Linked DNA regions of Mus musculus: region 2 is linked to region 1. A link is a contact called in ENCODE Hi-C or POLR2A ChIA-PET data. All regions are on one chromosome and are shown on one strand. Each heading gives the region's core, a stretch centred on a gene start or an enhancer-like site at or near the end of the contact. The rest is flanking DNA. Distances are from core to core; before and after follow the strand shown.

Region 1 (5,238 bases), core at 2,164-4,663:
AGCCTCCAACTGCAGCTGCAGAAGAACACACCAGCTCACAGGCCCGGCTCAGGCAGAAGCTTACCTGGCCAACAGCAGGTATCGGCTAAGGACTCGGAGCAGGGCTCGGGTACCCCCTCTGTGAAAGTGTAAGGCAGGCAGGGAGCCTCCAGCCTGGGTCACCAGGACCAGGTAGGCCCAGCTGAGGCCTGGCTTGGATCTGCGGATGGACTTGAGCTCCCCCAGGCTCACGGAGAAGGCCCAGGAGCTCCGGGAGGAACTGGGCTCTGCACCTGGGGGGAAGCAAAGAGTGGTTGGTGCTGTGAGAGAGGCGAAGGGTGTGTAGATCCACGCAGTGTGCTCTCTCAACAGCCTTGTCATCTGAGGCCTGGCTAGTAGCTACCCTCCCCCAGGCCTCTGGACCTGGGAAGAAGCCTGGTGGGCCACATGTCCGTTCCAGAATGTTCCAGAACCTTCTGTTTGAAAACTGTATTCCTCTACTTGGCACGCAAAGGTAAATCCACCCCTAGTCCTCTGGCTGTCTCACCTCTAGTGGCCTCTTTGCTCCAAGTCCCTACCTGAGCCACAACAAAAGGTTTGAGAAGCTGAACATGGTGACCCTCACCCTTTAGCCCAGTACTTGCCAGGAAGAGGCAGGCAGATCTCTGAGTTCAAGGCCAGCTAAGACTACAAAAGAGGCTACAGAGTAAGACCATGTCTTTAAAAAAAAGAAGAAAAAATAAAGAAATTACCCTGTGGTTAGCTGCTTGTCAGCCCTTCCACAACCCACAAACCTGGAAACCCCTAGGAGAATAACTCATTGGAAATGTCCAGAGCCAAGCCATTCTTTCCTAGGCCAGAAAGGAAGCATCTAGATGCCACCTTGACTATGGGCAAGGAAGCCATTGGAACCATGATCATGAAGGGCAAAAATGTGGTCCCCTAGACCACCATGGAACAGTTCCACCTACCTTTCCTGGGCTCTGCCAGGTGGGGCTGTGGCCGCACCGTGCTAATGACAGCCCAGTCAGGTTCATAGCCTGGGTCAAAGGTAGGTTCCTCCTCTGAGGTGCTGGGCTCACCCCGACTCGGGTCCTGGGAAGAAGAAATAACAGAATGAGGACCTGCGGTCTCAGGGTTTCCAGCCTGCAGCCTGAGAGCCCAGTGGGAAAGCGAGCTGCAGGACAAGGAGGGAATGAGGCGGGAGGGAGACAGCTTCATGGTGGCTGGCAGAAAGCCAGGCTACAACCCTACGCTTATGGAGTCAGGAGACAGCTGCTACACAGGTAAGTGCACAGAGACCACCTGCAGTCACAAGACCAACAGTCAGTCCTGACTTCAATGAGAAAGGACAGGCTCAGGGCTGGAGAGATGGCCCAGCGGTTAAGAGCACTGACTGCTCTTCCAGAGGTCCTGAGTTCAGTTTCTAGCAACCACATGGTGGCTCACAACCATCTGTAATGGGCATCTAAAGCCCTATTCTGGTGTGTCTGAAGACAGTGACAGTGTACTCATATAAATATAATAAATAAATCTTTAAAAAAAATAACCCTTTATTAAAAAAAAGAAAGAAAAAATAACCCTTTATTAAAAAAAAGAAAGAAAAAAGAAAAGAACAGACTCACACCCCTGCTCTCAGCCCTTTCTGTGTTCTTGTCAAGATTCCTCTGTGTCCTTCTGACTTTTCACTGTAACTGAATAAAGAGCTTCAAGTGGTAGCCATTGTCATTGTAACTAGCTGTGAGTCTACAGGGGGCACTGATGATGGACAGACAGGGGATACTGTTGAGCAGGGCCAGACATAGGCTCAATGGGTAAGACAGATGGCCTAAGTTCAGTCCAGAGAACCCACAAGGAGAAATGAATGACCCCTCCGAGTAGAACACACACAAATAAGCAAATAAGTCATCTATGGCCAGAAAGATAGTGTAGTAGTTAGCAAGGCTTACTGTACAGTCCCAGAGACCAGAGTTCAGATCCCAGTCCCCACATACCATCCAAAGCTCCAGCATGTGTCTGCAGTGCTGTCTTCTGCATGCACTCACAGGTAGTGCACACACATGCTCACACATTCACACCCCCTCCACACCCCACACAATCTAAATCTTTGCGCTTAGTGAGAGGGTTCTGGACTTGCTGCCAAAACCGGCAACCTGGGTTCAACCCTGGAGCCCACTCGGTGGAAGGAGAGAACCTGCTACCACAGGTTATCCTCTGACCTCCACACACCCACACCGTGGCATGTGAATGCACACACACAATAAATAAATGTAATAAATAAACGTAAAGCAAACAGAGAGGAAAGAAAGCTGCCTCAGACCAAAACTAGGCCACACCCCTTGAGAAGTCTGAACCCAGCAGGGTCCCCTAAGGAGCCAAAAGGATATGGCATTAGGTCATTTCAGAAAGCAAACAGGCTCACAGGTTCCCGAGTACTCCCTGCCTTCCACTAGAGTGGGGAAGAGGAGCGAGTCGCCTACCTTCTTGAAGAGAATCTGGGTTGGGTCTCCAGCCTCCTCCACCGGAGCCCAGTGCAGAAAGACGTCGCTGTCCTGAGGGACATGGGGAGGACTTAGTAGAGTCACCCGAATGCCCCTCATCCCTCAATTCGAAGTTCCCACACATGTCACCTCCATCCCGGCCCACCTTTTCCACCACTCGTATGACGCCGGCGATGAGCGAGTCTGGATCCTGGTGTTTCCGGGCGCTGGTGTGCAGGTACACGCCTCCCTTTTCAAACACCACCTAGTGAAAGCCAAGGGTCTAAGGGAGGCGTTTTCCCCAGGGGCGGGGTCTAGAGCCCCTGACTGACAAGCGGAGATGGGGCGTGGCGAGTCTACAGTCCCGCCTCGCACCCCAGATGGGCGTGCGTTTTCCAGGGGGCGGGGCTAAGGGAGGCTCTCCCTAAGGACTGCGGAGAGTGACAACAGCATCGTAACTAGAAGCTGGTGCTTGCTAAGTTGACTCGGCCTAATCCCTGCACAGCAGAAGGTGGAAGCGGACCATCAGTGGGGGGCGTCTCCTGTAGATGAGCGAGGGAATGATTTCCAAAGTCTTACCCTGTAGCTGGATCCTTCCATTGCCGCCGCGGAGGTTCCACTGCCCCTATCTCCTCCTTTTCCGGGTCAACTTGGTGTCATATCCGGAAAAATAACGCTCCCTTCCAGGCTAGATAGTGGTAGCGTCCCCGAGGTTGTTAAGGCTGCAGTGGGTGAGACCATCTGTTTGAACAGGGTAGTAGAAACTCGAAGACATAGGTCACGAGGTGTAGAACGCAAAGTTGGCAAGGGTCAGCGGGACGGCGCAGGCGCACTGCGCCACTCTCGCCACGAAGTAAACAAGTAGGAGGACCCATGCTCGCAGCCCAACTCGTGATCGCTCGGGAACGCCTCCTTGGCCCTCTCCATATTTTATACTGGCATCGAAGCCAATACTGTGCCGTTTTTCTCGAGGACAAACCAGAGCGGCTTGGTGGAAGCCATGTTAATGCGGGGCACTACCATCTCTTTGCGGGGCACGACGGCGGGGTGCTGGAAAAGCGAAACGGAGAGAGGAAAAGGTGAGAGAAGCGGTATGGCACCAGAGGCGCTGAGGGGCTCGGGATAAAGGGTGAAGCCGTCAGTGCTCCTGGAAACGAAGCTGCCCCAAATTTCTGAGTCACCGTGGAAAGAGGACTGCACCACCATCTTGAAACTGGGCAAACCGAAGCAAGAAACGCTGCCATATTGAATCTTTGCCAGCTTTGTGTTAAAGGGAACGAGCGAGGGCCTAGAGGAGGGGGTCTAGTGTGGACGGAAGGAAGTGTCCATATGCTTTATAGGCATATGAAGCCATACTAACTGCCACGTCGGGACGGGAGCAGACGTTGAATACGAACGAGGGACGTCATGCCGCTTGCGTGTGAGCATGGGCATGCAGTCATGCCGCTTGCCTACGCTTGTGTGAGCATGGGCATGCGGTCATAGTTGTTGCGGGCAATTCGAAACAGTAGCAAAAGTCTTTTGCCGTATTTTCCATCCGTGGGCACCCTTGCTGTCGCTCTTGCCCACGGCTTGCCGACGGAGCTTCTAGTTGCTATTTTGATTTGAGGCATGCAGGATAAGGGAGGGGGAGTGTACACAATGGAGGAGGGGCAGCCACACGGAAATGACGCAAGAAGCCGCCATGCCTTTTGAGGGCGGCGACGGCGCCTGGCCGGCCATGCTGGCTACGGGCACGTGAGTGGAGGCGGCGTTGTGAGCTGGGGTTTGGGGAGGGTCTGGCCTTCCTGAGGTTGAGGGGCAGTGGGAGGGCGAGCCCCCGTGGGAAGGGTATGGACTGCATAGGTCAGGGGGGCAGTGATCGTCCTGCGACTCCTGGCCGACTGCTGAAAGAGCTCACGCTCAACCCCATGTGTCTGACTCGCGACGAAGTGTAGACGAGCTTCACTGCGGGGGTGCCGACGGGCTGGAACCCTCACGCTGGCGGTGAACCATGTCCATACGGCTGTGTGTGCTGGGGGTCGCGGGTGGGTGAGGGGGCGCCCCGGGCGGGACTTCCGGTCCCGATCCCCACCGGGGGCGGGATTTCCTGTTGTGTTCCTAGAGCAGGGGCCTCTCTGGGCTGCGGGCGTGGTGTAGCCCTGGTCGGCGGCCTCACTTCGGTGGTAGGATCCTTCTTGGACGTCCCGCACCGTGTCCCGTGCTGCGGCCGTTTTCTTTTCTATCTCTCTTCACAACTGTCCTGGGAGGCCTGCACCTTCCCGCTGGACAGCTCCCCCTTCCTGGTTTGCCCCAGAGTCTTGCCTCATAGGAGGCCATAGGCCTAGGAGGTTGGAGTAAGTTGCCCTCATTCCAGCCGCCTTCACAAGTCATTCACTCGGTGACACTGCTGCTGTGGCTGCCCCCGAGATCTCGTGCAAAGAGGCTGAGACTTGCCACTCTTTGCCCTCACGAAAGTGAGGACCGAAGCTGTGTCATCTTGGATCAGTCACTTTCTTGCCCTTAGCCATAATCCTAAACTTCCAGCCTCCTTTATTAGCTAGGAGAGGTGGAAGGTGTGTGTAGGAGTTGCTGGGCGCCTTTTAAAGCTGTAGGTAGGACTTTGAGGCCCAGCAGACAGTAGTGTCAAAGCACTGCAGCTTTCTCCCTCTCCATGGAAAGATGGGATGGGGGGATGCAGTCTAATGAGGTAGGCAGGGTGGAGCGCAGTATTGGCAGAGAAGGCTCTAGACACAGACTGCTCTTCTCAGTGGTCAGCTCTGCCAGTATAACAGTCAAG
Region 2 (5,759 bases), core at 1,651-4,150, 870 kb after region 1:
CTTCCTTACAAAGTTTGGCTCCATGAGCCAGGCTGATTGCAGCTCCCAGTGAGTCCAGTCCGGCCTCGAGCCCACGGCCGCTCCCTCGCACCAATCTTTCGAGTGCTGCGTTTCCAAGCGGGACCGCTGCTCCCAGTGTCCCTGTTTCTTAACTTGCCATTGGGAAGTTGAGTGCTACGATGAGCGGAGCCACTACACGTTGCCGGGTTTGGGGACAAGCGTACGTCAGTCCTTCCCGGAACACTGCTCCTAGTGTGTTTGGTGTGTAGTAATCCTGTCCCTGCCTTGTATGTTGGGAAGACGTTTATGAAGAGCCTTGAAGGTGCAATGAAACCGCTGTTAGTATCAGTAACTACTTCAGGATGCTAACAGCTTGGAAAACGAGTGGGGGATAAAATTAACCCGAGCACTTGGTCTTTCTAGGGTTGATTTGAAGGACGTAGTGTAAGGCTTTGTCACAAACACGTCTCCACGTCTAGAATGTACTGTTGGCTTCTTTTTGACTGTTTTTCAGATTGGGAGCTAGTTTTGAGAACATAAATAAAAGCTAACATCTTTACAGGGATCTGAACTCTCATCCATACTGGGCCCAGAACCAGGGCCTTCACATGCTAAGCAAGAGCTGAGCTCTAAGGGACTCTGAGCCAGCAGCCGCTTGTCTTGTGCAGCTCAGTTTTTACACCGAGACAGTGTTTCAATGAGTTTCTGGACTCTGGGAGGAATGGTCCCAAGCCGAGACAAAAACATCACTTGTGTGTGTTAAGTGAACTTGTCAGGGGTGGGACATGTCTTCTTCCTCTAGTTTGAATCCTTTGAGGTTTGAATTGTCGACTAAGTAGCCTAAAAGTTACAGGTACGAACAGGTATAGATATCATCAAAGATATAGGGCAGTGGTTCTGACAATTGGCTCTATGGTGGTTCACCTCCCTCAGGGTGTTGACATTCGCCACAACAAGGACCGAAAGGTTCGGCGCAAGGAGCCCAAGAGCCAGGACATCTACCTGCGGCTGCTTGTCAAGGTAAGCCCGGGGTGCTACGCCATCTTACAGCTCCCAAAGTGAGTGGGGTGGGGAGAGGGGGGAGCCTGGACACAGTGCCCCAACCCCCCACATCACCAGGAGTTGAGCGGGATGGGAGAGCTGTGGAAGGGTCCTGGCTTGGGGGTGGCGCAGGCAGTCCCATGCTCAATCTTTTCCTTTCCCTTGCAGCTGTACAGGTTTCTGGCCAGACGGACCAACTCCACCTTCAATCAGGTTGTGCTGAAGAGGTTGTTCATGAGCCGAACCAACCGGCCACCTCTGTCCCTGTCCCGCATGGTTAGTAGTCAGCCAGAGGGCGCTTCACATGTTTGGGGGCGGTGGGGTAAGGCCAGCAGAGGATGCGGGCCTCTGTGCTTTGGTCTTTTTCTACCTGGGGATTTCTCTGACCTGGGTCACTTCTGGGGTTGGAAAGAAAGATTTCAACAATCAGTCATAGCTGGCAAGCTCTTGGGGCCCTGTCACTGGGGGGAGGTCGGCCTCAGCCAGTGGAGGTCTTGGCTGTTTGGTCTTCCCGGTGACAGCTTGGCACAGAAAGACTTAACATGCTTGCCCCCATCAGATCCGAAAGATGAAGCTTCCTGGCCGCGAGAACAAGACTGCCGTGGTTGTGGGGACGGTCACAGATGATGTGCGGATTCTGGAAGTTCCCAAGCTGAAGGTAAGTGACCAGCATGGGCCAAAGGGACATGTCTCCAGTCAATTAGGGGGCTTTGCTATGTGCCAGTGGCACCCTGCCATGGGAGCTGTAATCAAAGCTGCTCTTCGTTGTGTCCCCTCACCACTGCAGAATGATGCTTTGGAGTCTGTTTGCCCTGAAAGCATTGAGGATGCTTGCCATCCACTGGGGAGACTTTAGTGGCAGTTGTTTATCAGGGTCTGCTACCGGGGGTGGGCCGTGACAGTCCCCACAGCCTCTGGTGTGTGCCTTCTCAGGTGTGTGCACTGCGGGTGAGCAGCCGGGCCCGGAGTCGCATCCTCAAGGCTGGGGGTAAGATCCTCACCTTTGACCAGCTGGCCCTGGAGTCTCCCAAGGGCCGGGGCACTGTGCTCCTGTCTGGTCCTCGGAAGGGCCGAGAGGTGTACCGACATTTTGGCAAGGCCCCAGGAACCCCACACAGCCATACCAAGTGAGTATCAGAGCTTTGGCTTCAGGTAGTTGTTACCCATAGTGGCCACTAGGATGTCAAGTTCACTTGGGTGGGGGGTGGTCACAAATCTGGGCTAGCCAGGGCCTCTGCCACTTCTGAGGGGTGAGTGGTTATTGCGAAGGCTCTCAGAAGGTTTCCAGTATGACAGGAACAGGTCCTAGTGCCAATGAGCTGGACTTCTCTAACCTCCCTCCTTTCCCCACAGACCCTATGTCCGTTCCAAGGGCCGGAAGTTTGAGCGCGCCAGAGGCCGAAGGGCCAGCAGAGGCTACAAAAACTAACCCTGGATCTTAACTGTTAATAAAAAAAACATTGGATGATGATGGTCCTCTGTGTTCATTCATGAAGTTGGAAAGGGGCAGGGTGGGATGAGGGCCACTAGTGGTGACAGCATTTGATTGGAAGTCAGCACAGACCCATTTTTGGGGAAGGGGGTGGGGCCTGCTCTGGGACCTGCCCTGCACCTGGGCAGCCCCTGCCTGTGCCCGAGCCCCGCCTGCTGGGTGTTGTGTTCACCTGTTTCCTCCTAGGATTAGCTTTTCCCAAGACCTTGGTGTTGGGGGATGTGGGGCAAGGCGTGGGAACAGGTGAGGCCCTGCCTGGGCCAGTCTCTGAGCAAGATGCCTAGTAGTCCCTCCCCCTCTGTTTGCACAAGGGGCTGTGTCCTGACAATTGCTCCCCGTTGGGTGGAGAGCTGCTCAGGAGGAAGTCGGAAGCTCCTGAGCTGGCCCTCAGACCGGGCCGAAGCCTGGGGTCTGTAGGTGGGGGGCCTGGCCTTCTGGATCGCGTGGTGCCAGTTGGCTGGAACCTAATTCAGCTTCACAGGTCCATAGTTCCTGTCCAGGAAGTAGAGTACAGCTTGGAGACTAAGGTTGGCAAGAAACCCAGGCTAGGTTCTCAATCGATCGGAGGACAGTACTCATGGCTGCTAACATCTCGGACTGGTTTTGAGGCTCACAGCCAAGGTAGACTTCAGACTTCAATACCTTGAAGATCCTCACTGAAGGAGACTGGCAAGTGTCTGGGGAGGAGTTGGGGGAGGGGGCAGGGGATAGGTTCTTTCTGACCCTATGACAGGCAGAACTGGGAGAGAGATTAGCCTGTGGGAGCTGGGGTGGTGGGCAAGAAAGTTTACTCAGACTCAGAAACTGCCTCTCCTGCTGTCCTACTGAGATTAATCTCCATGCAATGAAAGGGAGGAAAGAGTGGGTCAGATACCATAGATAAGCCAAAGTGGCAGGCAGTCGAGCCATTGGTCACAAGCAGTAGGGTGACCAAGGACAGGCAAGCAGCCATTTAGCAGAAAATGCTTAGGCTGATGGCCAGACCTGTCAGGGCAGCCAGGTCATCCTGACAGGCCTGGAACAGCCAAGAACCACCTAAAGCTGCCGTAGCTCCAAGTCACAGGTGGTCCTGCGGTTTGGCAGAGGCAAAATGGGAGATGGCTGACTGGCAGGTAGTCAGCAGGCACATGTGATCAGATCCATGGTGTAAGGGTATGGAGAGTCTGTAGGGACTGAGTCGGGCACCTTCAGGGAGCTGTGTGGATGTTTACAGACCTACCCTGGGGGCTTTGGGTGGCCGCATAATATCACAGGACCCCAGATGGTCTATCTCCAAAAGCCATCTAGACCCTCCAGGACCTGGCCTCTGGAGGCCTTGTGTGGTTTGAATGGCAGCCTCCCAGCTGGCCGCGCTGGAAGGAGAGGAGTTGGGGGCTGGCGAGCCAGCCCTAACGAAGGCCAGCCCTGCCGTCTTGTACTCTGAGGGCCAGCGGCTGGCACTCGAAGCCCTGCTGAGCAGTGGCGAGGAGACTTTCTGGGCCTGTGTGCAGCAGGAGAGGTTGCCCCCCTTTCTGAGTGCAGATGAGGCTCAGGCCCTGGCTACGGCTGCTGAAGACTGGCTAGTACCTAGCCAGGAGCCTGGTGCAGCAGGCACGGGAACAGCCATCACCGATGGGGACGTGGGCAGCCTGACCTACTGGCCGAGGCAATCTGAGGAGCCGGCACCCCTGCTGCGGCTTGGCTGGCCTGAAGACACTGCCTGGAAGGGCATCACCCGGGCGCAACTCTACACCCAGCCACCAGGCGAGGGCCAACCACCCATTAAAGAGTTGGTACACCAGGAAATCCAGGCTGCTCGAAAGGTGGGTGTCCCCGCCTCCCCTCCCCTTGACCGGTACCTAGGCTTTTCCCCATACCCTCCTGGAATTTGCAAGGCTGTACACGTGCTCCTCTGGTCCTGGAGCCCAGGCTTTATCTTTTGCCCTTCAGACCTGGAGGCCTCTTACTCCCTGAGATTTGGTATCCACACTTCTGGAGCTAAGTGGTGACCATTTGTCAGTCAGCCCCTTTCACACCAAATCAGAGACACCTAGCTTCCTCCAGGAAAGCCCTGGGGGTAGTTACCCTGCCCTGTAGCCGCCCCGCTCCTGCCCCTCCGATGCCCTATTCCTTAGGTAGCAATCTTGGGATTTCCGTGGCTCCAGTGCCAGGTGGTCTGCACGGGTTAATATGTGCAGCTTTCCAAGAGTGGAGGTCATGGTGAAACAGGCTAGATGCAGCTGAAGCTCACTGTTCGCAGTGACCTGGGTGATGAGTCATGCCACCATAACTGTCTGCCTACAAGGCACACCTTAGTGGCCTAGGCTTCCTGGTCACCAGGACCCAGCCCTAACCTGGAGCTGTGGACCTTTGGCGTTCTCAAGGACAATCTGTGGGCAACAATCTGTGGGGTTAAAGATGAGTTTTCAGCAGCTGGAAACGGGTCTCCTAGAAGGGCAGCCTGGTTCCCTGCAGGGAAGAGTCAGGGTGGGTGTCTCCCTGCCACCCTGAGCATCCCATAGAAGCCAGGACTTGAAGCCTGTGTCTCTACAGCATCCTACCCCCAGTGCCACAGTCCCCCATCCTTTGTCTACCCCTTTCTCCCCTAGCTGGTGGCTGTAGTCATGGATGTCTTCACCGACCCTGACCTGCTCAGAGACATGGTGGATGCTGCTACCCGCCGATGGATTCCTGTCTACTTACTGCTTGACCACCAGCATCTGCCTGCCTTCCTGGCACTAGCCCAGCAGTTAGGGGTGAACCTGTGGACCACTGAGGTAGGAGCCAGGCCAGAGCCATCTAAATGTCCCTAATCCACAGAGGGGGACATTTCCACGGGTCTCTAGGTCACTGGGGTTCCCTGAGATCTGAAACACATGCCACTGGAGGGTGGGAGTTGGGGAGGGGGGTGTCCTGGATCCTTGATCCAGAACTAGTTATCCTCAGATCTAAGATTTGGTATCAGTGGCCCTGGGGATGCTGGGACAGTATCGATGGCATCACAGAATATGCCCTTTCCCAGAACCTGGATATCCGGACCGTGCAGGGCCACACCTTCCAGAGCCGCAGGCGACGGCAGGTGAGCGGCCATGTGCGGGAGAAGTTCGTGCTCCTGGACGGTGACAGGGTCATCTCGGGATCCTACAGGTGTGTCCCCTCATGACACCCTGTGCTCAGCCCTCCCTCTCGACATGATGGGGGAGGGGTTGCGATGGGGGAGCATCCTGGGTCTCTGGGCTCCGCACTC

Evidence for each region. Hi-C counts contacts between places; a loop is a spot of excess contacts on that map. ChIA-PET counts read pairs that join two places held with the same protein, here RNA polymerase II (POLR2A).
Region 2: a map of T-helper 17 cell shows a loop between it and region 1 (3-fold over the local background). The contact joins the promoter of Fam83e here to the promoter of Akt1s1 in region 1. A Hi-C loop is called at or near these places in 2 of 37 maps with a recorded cell type or tissue (T-helper 17 cell and heart). POLR2A ChIA-PET finds 5 or more read pairs at or near these places in 2 of 5 experiments (Patski and embryonic stem cell).

Annotation. Positions count from the first base shown.
Region 1 is chr7:44,845,811-44,851,048 of GRCm38, forward strand. Akt1s1 (AKT1 substrate 1 (proline-rich)) reads left to right here and starts at 3,414. Exons shown (of 5, transcript NM_026270.4): 1 at 3,414-3,538. It overlaps Tbc1d17 (TBC1 domain family, member 17), which reads right to left and starts at 3,269. Exons shown (of 17, transcript NM_001042655.1): 1 at 3,039-3,269; 2 at 2,626-2,724; 3 at 2,460-2,531; 4 at 951-1,074; 5 at 65-272. The coding sequence starts at 3,059. It overlaps Mir707 (microRNA 707), which reads left to right and starts at 3,889; the gene lies at 3,889-3,961.
Region 2 is chr7:45,718,320-45,724,078 of GRCm38, forward strand. Fam83e (family with sequence similarity 83, member E) reads left to right here and starts at 2,901. Exons shown (of 5, transcript NM_001033170.4): 1 at 2,901-4,335; 2 at 5,122-5,289; 3 at 5,535-5,659. The coding sequence starts at 3,862. It overlaps Rpl18 (ribosomal protein L18), which reads left to right. Exons shown (of 6, transcript NM_009077.2): 2 at 934-1,020; 3 at 1,210-1,317; 4 at 1,601-1,699; 5 at 1,975-2,168; 6 at 2,395-2,516. The coding sequence ends at 2,470.